Regions from separate parts of the Homo sapiens genome. Here region 2 is linked to region 1. A link is a loop called in an ENCODE intact Hi-C map of the cell type or tissue named here. Cell type or tissue: body of pancreas. All regions are shown on one strand.

Region 1 (8,000 bases):
TTTCAGTAGTTAACCCAAAGAAACCTAAGAACTGAATACAAACTTTATTTTTATTGGAATCTTATGTTAACAGAAACCTTAAACAGTGATTCTTCTGCATCAAAAAATTAAAACATGTTAGATGTGTTTTCTTTTGAATTCAAGGTATACTGTAGTACAAACAACATGTTAAAATTACCCTATGGCAACATACAGATAACCTGAAAGACTACAGGTTCCCAGGTATTTCCTGAAGAGTTGTTCTTTTCAATTAACCCTAAATCTCACACTTAACCAAGTCAGGGAAAAGGAAACAATTCTGAAAAACAAGTACATACTATATCTCAAGAAGTCAATTTCAATTTCAGCATTTGGAAGTTGAGTGTTTTACTATTTCAGGAAACACTGACAAGAATGCCCTGGGGGGGTTTAGTATTTAACACCATCCCCTCACTAATAGAATTTATTTAGCAATCAGTTGTTACAGTATAAACATATACCAGGTACAATTATAAACACAGTGCTGTGTCTTCAATCGTATAACCCTAAAGAGTAGGTAATATTGGCACCATTTTACAGATAAGGAAACAAGCACAGAGAGATTAAGTGACTTACCCAAGGTAACATAGCTAATAATTGGATGGAAATGTAAACCATCTAGCCATCTGGCTTCAGTCTTAACTACCAAGCCATGTGCCACTTTATTTTGGGCTATTTGGTCCTTTCTATTTACAAGAAAAACAGAGAAATCAAAATGCTTAGTTTCTAATTCTTATTCAAGATTGGACTAGGTGACCACCCAATCCCCTCCTTTTTTTTTTTTTGAGACAGGGTCTTACTCTGTTGCCCAGGCTGGAGTGCAGTGGCATGGTACGATCATGGCTCACGGCAGCCTCCACCTCCTGAGTTCAAGTGATTCTCCCACCTCAGCCTCCCAAGTAGCTGGGACTACAGTCATGTGCCACCATGCCTGGCTAATTTTTTTTTTGTATTTTTTTGTAGAGATGGGGTTTCACCATGTTGTCCAGGCTGGTCTCAACTCCTGGGCTCAAGCGATCCACCCGCCTCGGCCTCCCAAAGTGCTGGGATTACAGGAGTGAGCCACCGCACCCAGCCAGTACCCTTCTTATTGCTTAAGGCACCGTATGCTTTATTCTAGCACTTAACCTTGTGCTGCAATTGTCTGGTTTTTGTCTCCTGTCTATACAGTAAATGCTGAACATTTTAAATCTAATGTTTAGCACAGAGCAGGCACTAAGTGCCTCCTGAGTGAACACATGGCTCTGAGAAGCCTTATAACTTCAGCCAGTTACTTAGCATTCTGGGCCTCATTTTTAGGGCTAAAAAGTCCTTACCCTTGTTTCATAAAATGGTGAGGATGAAATAAAATTTTACCTGCGAGGGTACTTTGTAAAGAACTAAGTGATACTTCTAGAGACCACGTGAGGAACTTTGTGGACCCATTCACCAGGGAAACAAGCCTAACTAGTGAAAATTATAAACAAAACAACCATTTAAATGGTCTGGAAATTGTCCTAAAGGCATACAGCTCATTAAATGAAGAAACATTCAAGGAAACCTACTGAAACTTAATAAGAACAGCAAGTTTTTGTCATCTGACCCACCAACCACTTGTTTTCTGCTCCCTCTGTTTGGCGATGGCCACTCCAGGAGAGTGTAATCAAGAACACGGGGCTCGCTCTTCCCCCAGCTCCTAGTTGAGGGTTATGGTACCTCCTCGGAGGCATAGGCCATCAGCATAGTAAAGGTAATTATGTAATTATAAAAGACAGTATAAATGCGTGTTTTGTCATTCTTATTTATAGGGCAATTATATAAAAAAACCATGTTTATGCAAGATGCATTGTATTTGGGAGCCTGTAACATATATAACATATTTAGCATTAACATCACAAAGGAAATGGAGGTAAGCAAAGCTGTATTTGCAGTATGAAAATGATACCAGATAGTAACTTGAATTCATAAAAATACATGAAGAGAACCATAAGAGATAAATAATGTAATGAATGCTATAAATATATACTTGCTGTCCTTTTCTCAGTTTAAGATACATCAGATTATATAAAATAATTATAACTAAGTATTGAGTTTGTAACATACAGATGTGATTACATAACAATAGCACAGCAAGAGGAAAAAAGGAATTGAGCACTTGATATGTGGCTAGATAAAAGTAATGCTTCTATATCTTATCGACACTTTTTTGTTGTTGCTGTTGTTTGAGACAGAGTCTCACTCTCACCCAGGCTGGAGTGCAGTGGCACGATCTCTGCTCGCTGCAACCTCCGCCTCCTGGGTTCAAGTGATTCTCCTGTCTCAGCCTCCCCAGTAGCTGGGATTACAGGGGTGCACCACCATGCCTGGCTAATTTTTGTGTTTTTAGTAGAGACGAGGTTTCACCATGTTGGCCAGGCTGGTCCTGAACTCCTGATCTCAAGTGATCCACCCTCCTCTGCCTCCCAAAGTGCTAGAATTACAGGAGTGAGCCACCATGCCCAGCCTCTTATTGACACTTTTATGAACAGATCAGCAGTTTTAAAAGACCTCTTAAGCCTTCATACACTGCTGGTGAGAATATAAAATGTTGCAGCTTCTTTGGAAAACAGCAAGACCACAAAAGGTCAAATGTAGAGTTGCCACATGACGCAGCAATTTTACTCCCAGGTATATACTCAAGAGAAGTGAGAACTTAAGTATTCACGACAGCTTGTATGCAAATGTTCATAGCAGCATCATTTAGGATAGCCAAAAAGTAGAAACAACCCAAACGTCCATAAACTGATGAATAGATAGATAAAATGTGATATGAATATAATGAAATAATATTTGGCAATATAAAGTGATAAAGTACTGATATATGCTAGACTATGGATGAACCTTGCAAACATCATGCTAAGTCATAGAAGCCAGTTACGAAAGGTCACATAGTCTAATTTCATTTATTTGAAATGTCCATAATAGTCAATCTCTACAGACAGACAGTAGATTAGTAGCTGCATAGAGCTGGAGAAGAAGGGGGAGATTGTGCAGTTTTGGCTAAAGGGTACAAGGTTTCTCTTTGGGGTGATAAAAATGTTCTAAAATGGACTATGGTGGCAATTTGGGAGGCCAAGCTGGGAGGATCACTTGAGCCCGGGAGTTCGAGACCAGCCTGGGCAACATAGGGAGACCCTGTCTCTACAAAAAACTAAAAATCTAAAAAAAAAAAAAATTAGCTGGGCATGGTGGTATGTGCCTGTGGTCCCAGCTACTCAGGAGGCTGAGGTGGGAGAATCCAGCCCAGGAGGTCAAGGATGTGGTGAGCCATGATCATGCCACTGCACTCCAGCCTGGGCAACCGAGCAAGACCCTGTCTCAAAAAAAAAAACAAGAAAAACCCCAAACAGAAAAATTGACTATGGTGATGCTTGCACAATTCTGTGAAGATACTAAAAACCATTGAGTTGTACACTATATATGGCTGAGTTACATGCTATGTGAATTATATCTCAATAAAGTTGTTAGAGGAAAATTAAAAAAGCAGTATCTCAGTGTCCAGCCTAAGGCTCAGTGGTTCCAGGTCACTTGCTGGAGGTCAGATGCTGGTTAGAGGCATGGCCAAAAGTGAATGCAGGTCTTACGCCTTCTAAATTTTGTCCACCCATTGTGCTACTTCTAGTGACCCTATGAAATATGACACCCTGTATTGGGAATTCAACAGGTTTCTAGTGTTCCTTCCCAAGCTTCTCACTAGCAAATCATCCTGGCTTCATATCTGTTCACAGGGACACAAGCTGCCCATTACGTACCTCATGCTGCACGCCATGGCTTTGACCCCAACACTTCCATTTGTTACACTGTAAACCCACCATGAGGAACACTGCCTTATTCCTACATTAATGAAACTCTTCCCCACTCCTCCTCCTTCTCAATAATCCGCTGACTTCACAATGCCAGGGGACCTACTGCTTCCTTAGAGACTCTTAACAAGATTCTCTTTTTAAGTGTCCTCAGCTGCATCACTGACAAATCATCTTTAACCACGTTAATGAGATCCTTCCCACCAGCTCTAAATGAGAAATTCCCATCCTGAGGGAGCAAAACCTGGCCTATTGTGACCTACTGTCCTTCTTTATTTGCAGCCAATCCTGCAAAGAAGGGGATTTTTTTTTTTTTTTTTTTTTTTTTTTTTTTTTTTGAGACGTAGTCTCGCTCTGTCGCCCAGGCTGGAGTTCAGCGGCGCAATCTCGGCTCACTGCAAGCTCTGCCTCCTGGGTTCACGCCATTCTCCTTCCTCAGCCTCCTGAGTAGCTGGGACTACAGGCGCCCGCCACCACGCCCGGCCAATTTTTTGTATTTTTTAGTAAAGATGGAGTTTCACCGTGTTAGGCAGGATGGTCTCAATCTCCTGACCTTGTGATCCGCCCGCCTTGGCCTCGCAAAGTGCTGGGATTACAGGCGTGTATTTTTAGTAGAGACGGGGTTTCACCGTGTTAGCCAGGATGGTCTAGATCTCCTGACCTCGTGATCCGCCCGCCTCGGCCTCCCAAAGTGCTGGGATTACAGGCGTGAGCCACCGTGCCCGGCCCAAAGAAGGGGATTTTAAGGAGGCCCCTCTGAACTTGAGACTGCATCTGTAAGATGAAAATTATGATACCTACTTCCAGACCAAGGGAGAGTTTTAAATTAGGTAGAAAATGTAAAACTATCTAGAAGAGCCAAGAGCCACGGTAGATTCTCCCTACTGTGTGTAGTGGTGGAGAAAGCCTGTCCACTATTCCAAGTTTTGTCCCTCTTAGTGAAATGCTCCATTTGGAAGCGAGTGTTGTCTTCCGCATTTGCCACTAGATGGCACTTTTGGTTAACTCATGGGACCACTGGCAATTGATCCCTCAGAAGGAAGCAGAAAGACAAGTGCACTGCTGAAATGCAGAGCTAGGTAGCATCCAGCAGAATGCCATGACAGCCGACGTGAATCCTGAAAAATGAATAGGAATAACCAAGACAGAGGAGGAGGCAGAATTGAAGCGAGGAGGTGAGGAACAGGGAGAGATAGTGGTGCAATGGGAAGAGGGTTCCAGGCAAAAGAAAAAGCATGTGTGAAAACACAGAATAAGAGACTGGGCCCATTCAAGAAACTGAAATAGAATCATGGGCTGCTTAATGATGTTTCCAGTAACAACAGACCACATATACAACGGTAGTCCCATAAGATTATATTAGGAGCTAAAAATTCCTGTTGCCTAGTAGCGTCATAGCTGTCATAATGTTGTAAAGGAATTGCTTTATTTTTAAAATAAATTTAGTGTAGCCTAAGAGTACAGTGTTTATAAAGTCTACAGTGGTGTAATGTCCTAAGCCTTCACATTCATTCACCACTTACTCACTGACTTAGAGCCACTTCCAGTCCTGCAAACTCCATTCATGGTAAGTACCATTTTTTATCTTTTATATCATATTTTTACTGTACCTTTTCTATTTTTAGATATACAAATATTGACCATTGTGTTACAATTGCCTACAGTGTTCAGAACAGTACACATGCTGTACAGGTTTGTAGCATTGTGCAAACATCACAGAGTGTACTTACAAACACAGCGCGTAAGTATACTCTGTGATGTTTGCACAATAAGAAAATCGCCCAAACAGTGGGAGATGAGGCTGGAACTGTACACAGGGCACATCAAGAGGGATTCGGGAGCTGTAATAATAGTCAGTGTCAGTGAAATCGGAATTTATTACCTGACTTTTAAATTGTTTGGATTTGTGCAGCTGATAAACACTATGGCTCTTTTTCCCATAAAAAAGGAAAAAGAAAAAAAAGCACGTGCAGCATTCCAGAGGGTTTGTATGTTACAGATCCCTGCTGTGGCAAGTGTTCATACTTACAGTACAGTAAACACTTGTCACATGTAGATATTGAGTACTAGAAATGTGACTAATGTGACTGAGAATCTTTTACATTTATTGAATTTTTATTAAAGAGCCAATATAGGATGGCACAGTTCTAGACTGTTTTTCCCACTGCTGCCAATGAATGTGTTTACTTTTCAAAATTCTTCAAAGACAAAGCCTTACCTACAGAGGAGTCCAACTTATTGGATAGTGCAGATACAGATTTCCAGCTTCACAGGAAGCTCTGTTGGGCAGTGTTGGTCTAGATACAAGGAGAATGTTGAGAGGCTAATAAAGTGATGGGACAAGAGATTTTTTTTTTTTTTTTTTTTGAGACTGAGTCTTGCTCTCTCGCCCAGGCTGGAGTGCAATGGCACAATCTCAGCTCACTGCAACCTCCACCTCTCGAGTTCAAGCAATTCTCCTGCCTCAGCCTCCCGAGTAGCTGGGATTACAGGCACCTGCCACCGTACCCAGCTAATTATTGTATTTTTGGTAGACAGGGTTTCACCATGTTGGCCACGCTGGTCTCGAACTCCTGACCTCGGGTGACCCACCTGCCTCGACCTCCCAAAGTGCTGGGATTACAGGTGTGAGCCACTGCACCCAGCCAGTAGATGATGATCTTGAGCTTAGTGCACTGGCAGTAGTGGGGTTACAGAGATGTTAAAACTAAAATTATTAGAACTTGACTTGCATGTGGAATGTGGTAAAAGAGAGGGAGAAATGGAAGATAACTGTAGGCTTCTTCTTGAAGATATTGGTGGGATCACTCCAAGCTGTGAAATATGGAAAAACATTTTTGGAATAAAAAATGACAACTTTCTCCTTGCAAATGTTCAGATTACAGAGCCAAGGGGCATGCAGGTAGTGACATAGACTATATAGAAAAATGGCTATCGTGCTGGAATATATGAATTCCTTTAGGTCAGAGGTATAGCTCCAGGTATCACAGGTAGACCTCATCTATCAGCTTAAAGAGGAGACACGTTAGCCGCGGGCCCAGTAATAACTGAAGCCAGAGACTTGATCAGGAGTCCAGGGGTTGGGGGTGTAAGGATACAAAGGAAATGGAAAATAAGTCAAGAAAAGGAGAGCAACAGTCTCGTTTCAAGGAGAAAGTAGTCAACAGTTTCAAATGCAGTAGAAATGATTTAAGATGGAAATAACAAGTTTCTGTTGATTTTTACAACAAAAAAAGTCATCTGTGACATTTACTGGAGCAGTCTGAGTGGGAGAAGTGGGGGACTGGAGGGCAGATCACAGTGTCATGGAGAGATTAAGGCAGGAATTTCCTAATTGCAGATTTTTAGGAAAAAGAACAGGAAGAAGGAAAAGGGGGATTATATAATGAAGAGGAAAATTCTAAAATGTATTATCTTAATGGCAGAAATGTGGATATGGAAGAGCCTGTGGTGAAGCAATTGAAGATTAGAAGATACAGGAAAGCTGGCTGGGCATAGTGGCTCACGCCTGTAATCCCAGCACTTTGGGAGGCCAAGGTTGGTGGATCACCTGAGGCCAGGAGTTGAGACCAGCTTGGGCAACATGGCCAAACACTGTCTCTACCAAAAATATAAAAATTAGCTGGGTGTGGTGTGCATGCCTGTAATTCCAGCTACTTGGGAGGCTGAGGCATGAGAATCGCTTGAACCCAGGAAGCAGAGGTTGTGGGGAGGCAGAGGTTGTGGTGAGCCAGCATCGCACTACTGCATTCCAGCCTGGGCAATAGAGCGAGGCTCTGTCTCAAAAAAAAAAAAACAAAAACAAAAAAACCAAAACAAAACAAAAAAACAAAGATATAGGAAAGCATGGAGAAATGATGGAGGTCTTGGAGGCGGAAAGGAATGCAATCAGACACCTCTCCTCAGAGACAGGGAGGGAGAAAGAAACAAAGGGTGATAGAAGTGGGTTTATAGATGGCTAACAAGTAGGAAATTCCAGGCCTGGCGCGGTGGCTCACCCCTGTAATCCCAGCACTTTGGGAGGCCAAGGTGGGTGGATCACGAGGTCTGGAGATCAAGACCACCCTGGCTAACACGGTGAAACCCCATCTCTACTAAAAATAAAAAAAATTAGCCGGGCGTGGTGGCACGTGCCTGTAGTCCCAGCTACTCGGGAGGCTG
Region 2 (8,000 bases), 300 kb after region 1:
CCACCTATGAGCCTGTAAAATCAAAAGCAAATTAGCTGCTTCCTATATACAATGGGGGTAATGGCATTGGGCAAATACACCCATTCCAAATGGGACAAATTGGCCACAATGAAGGGGCTATAGGCCCATGCAAGTCTGAAATCCAACTGGGCAGTCATTAAACCTTAACATTCCAAAATGATCTCCTTTGACTTCATGTCTCATATCCAAGTCACCCTGATGGAAGAGGTAGGTTCCCATGGCCTTGGGCAGCTCTTCCTCTGTGGCCTTTCAAGGTATAGCCCCCTCTTCCAGCTGCTTTCGTGGCTGGTGTTGAGTGTCTGCAGCTTTTCCGGGTGCATGGGGCAAGCTGTTGGTGGATCTACCATTCTGGGGTCTGGAGGATGGTGGCCTACTTCTCATAGCTCCACTAGGCGGTGCCCCACTGGGGACTCTGTGTGGGGGCTCCAACCCCACATTTCCCTTCCATGCTGCCTGTATTAGTCCATTTTCACACTGCTGATAAAGACATACCCGAAACTGGGCAATTTACAAAGGCAAGAGGTTCAATGGCAAACTCACAGTTCCACATGGGTGGGGGAGCCTCAATCATGGCAGAAGGCCAGGAGTAGCAAGTCACATCTTATGTGGATGGTGGCAGGCAAAGAGAGAGCTTGTGCAGGGAAACTTCTATTTTTTTTAAACCCTCAAATCTCATGAGACTCATTCACTATCACGAGAACAGCGGCCCACGATTCAGTGACCTCCCACCAGGTCCCTCCCACAACATGTGGGAATTCAAGATGAGATTTGGGTGGGGACACAGCCAAACCATATCACTGCCCTAGCAGAGGTTCTCCATGAAGGCTCTGTCCCAGAAGCAGACTTCTGTCTGGACATCCAGGCATTTCCATACTTCCATACATTTCCTCCAAAATGTAGGCGGAGGTTCCCAGACTCAATTCTTGACTTCTGCACACCTGCAGGCCCAACACCATATGGAAGCTGCCAAGGCTTTGGGGCTTACACCCACTGAGGCAATGGCCTGAGCTATACGTTGGCCCCTTTAGCCACAGATGGAGTGGCTGGGATGCAGGGCACCAAGTCCCAAGGTTGCACATAGCAAGAGGGCCCTGGACCTAGCCCAGGAAACCACTTTTCCCTCCTAGTCTTCAGGGACTGTGATGGGTTGGGCTGCTGTGAAGGTCTCCGACATGTCCTAGAGACATTTTCTCCATTGTCTTGGTGATTAACATTCAGCTCCTTGTTACTTATGCAAATTTCTTCAGTGTGCTTGAATTTCTCCCCAGAATAAGGGTTTTCTTTTCTATTGCATCATCAGGCTGCAAGTTTTCCAAACTTTTATGCTCTGCTTCCTCTTGAATGCTTTGCTGCTTAAAAATTTCTTCCACCAGATACCCTAAATCATCCCTCTCAAGTTCAAAGTTCCACAGATCTCTAGGGCAGGGACAAAATGCCACCAGTCTTGTTGCATAGCAAGAGTGACCTTTACTCCAGTTCCCAAGAAGTTCCTCATCTCCATCTGAGACCACCTCAGCCTGCACTTTATTGTCCATATCACCATCAGCATTTTGGTCAAAACCATTTAAAAAGTCTCCAGGAAGTTCCAAACTTTCCCACATCCTCCTGTCTTCTAAGCCGTCCAAATCTCTAGGAAATTCCAAACTTTCCCACATTTTCCTGTCTTCTTCTGAGCCCTCCAAACTGTTCCAGTCTCTGCCTGTTACCCAGTTCCAAAGTCGTTTCTACATTTTTGGGTATCCTTATAGCAGCAACCCACTCTCTGCGGTACCAATTTACTGTATTAGTCCGTTCTCATGCTGCTATGAAAAAATACCCGAGACTGAGTAGTTTATTTTTATTTTATTTATGTATTTATTTTGAGACACAGTTTCATTCTTGCCTAGGCCGGAGTGCAGTGGCATGATCTCAGCTCACTACAACCTCTGCCTCCCAGGTTCAAGCGATTCTTGTACCTCAGCCTCCCTAGTAGCTGGGATTACAGGTCCACACTAACACACCTGTCTAATTTTTGTATTATTAGTAGAGATGGAGTTTCACCATGTTGGCCAATCTGATCTTGAACTCCTGACCTCAAGTGATCCGCCCACCTTGGCCTCCCAAAGTGCTTGGATTACAGGCTTGAGCCACTGTACCCAGCCAGAGACTGGGTAATTTATAAACGGAAGAGGTTTAATGGACTCACAGTTCTACAGGGCTGGAGAAGCCTCAGGAAGCTTACAATCATGGCAGAAGGGGAAGCAAACATGTCCTTCTTCACATGGTATCAGGAAGGAGAAGTGCTGAGCAAAGAGGGGTGGGAAAGTGCCTTATAAAACCATCAGATCTCATGAGAACTTACCATCACAAGAACAGCATGAGGGTAACCACCCGCATGATTCAATTACCTCCCACCAGGTCCTTCCCATGACACATGGGGATTATGGAAACTACAATTCAAGATGAGATTTGGGTAGGGACATAGCCAAACCATATCACTGGTCTACCGTTCTCTGTCAGTCTACAGGAGGCAAAGCAAGGCTGACAGAAGGATGCTCCTTCAGGAGGAAGCAGCAGTAAAAGCACTTTGAATCAAGATAAATGGGAAGCCACCCCAATAAACACATTTTAGATATTTTAGAAAAAGAAAGAAATACACACACAAATTGAAAATAACAATTGTTGGCAAGAATGTGGAGAGATTGGAACTCTTGTGCACTGTTGGTGGAATGTAAAATGGTGTAGCTACTGTGGAGAACAGTATGGTGCTTCCTCAAAAAACTAACCATAGAATTACCATACAATCCCACAATTCCACTTCTAGATATATACCCAAAAGAACTGAAAGCAGAGGCTCAGACAGATGTTTATACACAGCAGCATTATTTACAACAGCCAAAAGTGGAAGCAACCCTAATGTTCATCAACTGTTGAATGAATAAACAAAATGTGGTATACACAGAGAATGGAGGATTATGCAGCCTCAAAAGGGATGAAAATTCTGACTGCAGCATGAATGAACCTTGAAGACATTATGCTAAGAGAAATAAGGACAAATACTACATGATTCCACTTATATTAGGTAGTGAGGGTAGTCAAATTCATAGAGACAGAAAGTAGAATGGTTGCCACTGAGGACAGGGTGGAGTGAAGAGTTGTTTAATGGGCAAGAAGTTTCAGTTTGGAAGATGAAAGAAGTTCTAGAGATGGATGGTAGTGATGGTTGCACAGCAATGAATATACTTAATGCCATAAAACAGTACACTTAAAAACTATTTGAGCCTGTAATCCCAGCACTTTGGGAGGCCGAGGCGGGTGGATCACGAGGTCAGGAGATCGAGACCATCCTGGCTAACATGGTGAAACCCCATCTCTACTAAAAATACAAAAAAAAAAAAAAATAGCCAGGCGTGGCACTGTGCGCCTGTAGTCCCAGCTGCTGGGGAGGCTGAGACAGGAGAATGGCGTGAACCTGGGAGGCGGAGCTTGCAGTGAGCGGAGATCGCGCCATTGCACTCCAGCCTGGGTGACAGAGCAAGACTCGGTCTCAAAAAAAAAAAAAAAAAAAAAAATTTGAATGGTACATTTTTATATTATGAATATTTTACCACAGTAGAAGAAAATAAAACAACTCTACCCTCAGGTATTTGCATGTCTGCCTCCTACTTATTCTTCACTTTTCTGCTGAAATAGCATGTCCTCAGGGAAGCCTCTCCTATTGCTCTATGTAATTTCCTTGTAGAACATATCACTGTCTGAAATTACCTTTTTTATACGTGCTATCATCTGTCTTCTCCATTGGAATATAAGCTTTTCGAGCATAAGATCTTTGCTTTATTCAAAGCTGTATCCTAACACTTCGTTTTTGTCACATGGTAGCTATTCAGTGAATACTTGCGGAACAGTGTACTGAGAAAAAAGAAAGGGCTCCACCTGGAGGTTGTGTTAGTAAATGTACTTTGTGGGAATTTTAAATGTACAATACTCAAAAGTAAAAATCAAACTGAACATTTAACTTCAAAGCAGTATTAGCCGTGATAGTGGAGTGAGAAGTCATGAAGAAAAGTGTACAAGCACCTCTGTGTAAAATATTTCCCTTTTCACATCAACTCCCTGCTTAGGTTCCCAATTCCCAGGACCTCAGCAGTTCCCGTATTTCCTTTCTATGTATCGCCTGTTCATTTACCTACCGTCAATGGCTGCTTTGGTGCTACAATGCCAATATAGAGTGATTGGAAAAAGACTGCATGGCCCACAAGCCTAAAATATTCACTATCTGGCCTTTTACAGAAAAAGTTTACCAACCAACCAATGATGTAGGTAAAGATAATAGACTAGAGATATTGTCTACTCTTCTCTGAGAACTTTCATGATAGTCATTCAAGTCAATCAAGAAATGTTTATTGGGATTGGAGACTATTATTCTAAGTAACTCAGGAATGGAAAACTGAACATTGCATGTGCGTACGTTCTCACTCATAAGTAGGGGCTAAGCTATCAGTATGCAAAGGCTTAACAGTGGACTTTGGGGACTCAGGGGAAAGGGTGGGAAGGGGGTGAGGGATAAAAGATTGCAAATTGGGTTCAGTGTGTACTGCTTCGGTGATGGGTACACCAAAACTTCACAAATCACCACCAAAGTACTTACTCATGTAACCAAATACCACCTGTTCCCCAAATCTTAGGGAAATAAAAAATTAATTAAAAAACAAGAGAAATGTTTACTGAGTTCCTACTATGTTTCCAGCACTGCGTTAGTCACTAGGGATAGAACAGTGAATGAAATAGAAATACCTGCTGTTATGAAGCTCACTTTCTAGACGGAGGAGGACAAATAATAAACAATAAACAAATAAATAATGTATGTTAGACGGTGAGAAGGGTTACAGACAGATGCATAGTAAGAAGTAATCAGGAAGGCAAAGAAAGGTTTTGCAATTTTAAACAGAGTGGTTGGGGTAGGCCTTGTTAAGAGGTTGACATTTGAGCAAATATTTGAAGAAAGACTGAGAGGGAATGAAGATATCATCTGGGAGGAAAGTATTTCAGGTAGAGGGAACGGAGGCAGGAACATGTCTAGCGTGCTAGAGAAACACCTGGGAGACCAGTGAGGATAGCAGAAACATTCTACCTGGGTTCTCACACTCGTGTGTTCCTTTTTTTTTTTTTTTTTTTAATTTTTAGAAACATCGTCTTACTCTGTCAACCAGTCTGGAGTGCAGTGGCATGATCATAGCTCACTGCAGCCTCAAACACCGGGGCTCAAGCAGTCCTTCCACTTCAGTCTCCTAAGTAGTTGGGACTACAGGAACATGCTACTGTGCACTGCTAATATTTTATTTTTAGAGTCTGGGTCTATGTTGCCCAGGGTAGCCTTGAACTCCTGGCTTCAAGAGACCCCGCTGCCTCACCTTCCCAGAGTGCTGGGATTACAGGCATGAGCCACCATGTTTAGTCCCATGCATCCATGCATTCTTTTTTTTTTTTGAGGCAGGGTCTCATTCTGTTGCCCAGGCTGGAGTGCTGTGGCGTGATCTTGGCTCACTGCAACCTCCACCTACTGGGTTCAAGCAATTCTCCCTCCTGAGCCTCCTGAGTAGCTGGGACTATAGGCACACACCACCACACCTGGCTAATTTTTGTAATTTTTAGTAGAGACAGGGTTTCGCCATATTGGCCAGGCTGGTCTTGAACACCTGACCTCAAGTGATCTGCTCACCTCGGCCTCACAAAGTGCTGAGATTATAGACATGAGCCACCGCGCCTGGCCTCCATGCATTCTTGTTATGTGCAAATATTGACTGCTGGTTTAAGGTATCTTCCCCTTCCTGTAGGACAACATCCCAACCTTGCAGGGTATCCCTGCTCACACTATAATTAAGCCTTAGGCAGGCCAATTCACTGTTCTATCAAGCCAGCTGCTCTGTAAGATCTAGGTATATACTGAATTTTGAGAATATGAGACTTCTTTTACCATAATATATGCCCATGATCATGGACGATATTATATGGAATACTAAGGCAACAGATAAGGCATTCTGTAACTTCATAACAGTGGTATTAGTAGAAGCTCTGCAGGCAGGGAATAAAATGTAAAAAAAAAATTTTTTTTTTTTTTGAGACGGAGTCTTGCTCTGTCACCCAGGCTAGAGTGCAGTGGCATGATCTTGGCTCACTGCAACCTCCACCTCCCGGGTTCAAGTGATTCTCCTGCCTCAGCCTCCCGAGTAGCTGGGATTACAGGTGCCCACCACCACGCCCAGCTAATTTTTGTATTTTTAGTAGAGAGGGGGGTTTCGCCATTTTGGTCAGGCTGGTCTTGAACTCCTGACCTCAGGTGATCTGCCCTCCTCGGCCTCCCAAAGTGCTGGAATTACAGGTGTGAACCACTGCGCTTGGACACAGTGCAAAATTTTATCCAGAATATGTAGCTATTCCTGAGAAGATAAAAGGCTGTTCCTTTCATGTTGGGAAAAGTTCACACAATCAGCTACTACTAGGTGGCCATCTGGTCACCCCGGACAATAGTGCCTTATCAGCGGCTTAGTGTTGACTTTGGCTGTTGGTCAACGGGACATTCAGCAGTAGGTATAGTTACAGCAGCCTTGGTGAGGGAAAACCATGTTATTAGCTCACACGTAGCTTCCTTCCATGCTGGCACAGTTTGCACACGGAGCCACTGAACAAGCACTGGGATACCTGGAGAAAGAGGCTTACTGACATTCACAAAATAGATCATCTTGATCATTTGATTTTTGAGAACCTCCACCATCGTGATACAATCTACTGGATGTACACGCGGCACAAAAATATTCCCACCCTCTGTGTCCATTCCAAAAGGTCCATGCATAGTCCATCTAATCACCAATTTTTCAATTAGTTGTTTTCAAGTCTCCAGCCAGCCAGCCAATCCAGTAGCCACGGCTCATAAGTCACTAGAGATCTTTGTGCCTTAAGCATGAAGTAAACAGCCAGATATATCGCTCAAGGTTCTGTCCACTGGGAGGATTTCCCTTCAGCACAGTCTTTAACAGTCACACCTAAGTGGGTTTAACAGTCTCGCCTAAGTGTAGTCGTCCCCTTCTTGTCAGTGTCAGCATCATTTTGAGATCCATAATGTGCAAGCTAGCCCCCATAACAAAGAAATACCCTGCCCAAAATGTCAGTGGGGCCAAGGTTGAGAGAAACACTGGTTTGAAGGAAGATTCATGATATTCATCAGTGGATGGAAGAGCTTTCAGTCTCCTAACTGACATAGGTCTGGGAATTAGGTACAACGCACAATTTGGCAACTCGAGTTAGGTTTCTGCCTAACGGACCTAGATTTTTTTCTGCCTAGATGTCAAGCAGCATCTTAGGAAGCAGCGAATTAATGATTTTTCAGGACCCCATCATCCATTAGCCCTTGCCAGGGGGCACAGCAGATCAAAGCAGTTCGATTACTATTCCATCTCTGTGGTTTACTGTGGTAGTTGCACCATGTTGTCCCTAACAGTGAAGTTACTACTTGGCCTTTGACATGCCAGGACCCCATTATTCCCACTGAAATGAAAGCACACATTTTCACTGCAGCCTTGTCCAGCAACAGCTGTGACCTACAGTGCTCCTTGAGGATGCTAGTCCCTGACTCACTAGTGCATTTCCTTATGTCTTAGTGAAAGGAGAGTTTTTTGAATCCTCCCAAAAGAGTCAAGTTAGTAAATGGCTGAGAAGATTGAACATAATGGACCGAGTCCTATTTCCTTGAATTTTGTAACTCTTTGTCTATAATATGTTAGGAAATTTCTGGCATTTCAACCTCATTAACTCCAAACTATCATTGAGTCCAGGATTTCATTGGCTAACTTTTTCAGACTGTTAGGACCATCCCCAGTACTCCAGCCAACATGCTATATTCTAAATCCTGGGGGAGTACACTCAGGTCAATTAATTTGGCTTGAATATTATACTTTATCCCCATTGGTCTAACACCCTTATAATTTACACTCTCAGCTCTTCCC

What was found. A loop is a pair of places that touch in the nucleus more often than their neighbours do. Peaks named below come from ENCODE experiments on the same cell type or tissue, not always from the same donor. Only the 100,000 strongest peaks of a DNase experiment are listed, where the experiment ranks them.
Region 2: a loop joins it to region 1, with 5 times the contacts of the local background. A loop is called at or near these places in 107 of 110 quality-filtered maps.

Annotation. Positions count from the first base shown.
Region 1 is chr4:88,512,661-88,520,660 of GRCh38, reverse strand. No RefSeq gene overlaps it. Among named protein-coding and RNA genes, the nearest start is that of PIGY, 7.1 kb to the left of the region's middle. In body of pancreas, a CTCF peak has its summit at 4,825 (motif pointing right); a DNase peak (open chromatin) is centred at 4,840; H3K27ac peaks cover 974 bases.
Region 2 is chr4:88,215,149-88,223,148 of GRCh38, reverse strand. It overlaps a transcript of ABCG2 not described here. Among named protein-coding and RNA genes, the nearest start is that of ABCG2, 61 kb to the right of the region's middle. In body of pancreas, CTCF peaks have their summits at 3,937 (motif pointing left) and 6,514; a DNase peak (open chromatin) is centred at 6,548; H3K27ac peaks cover 263 bases.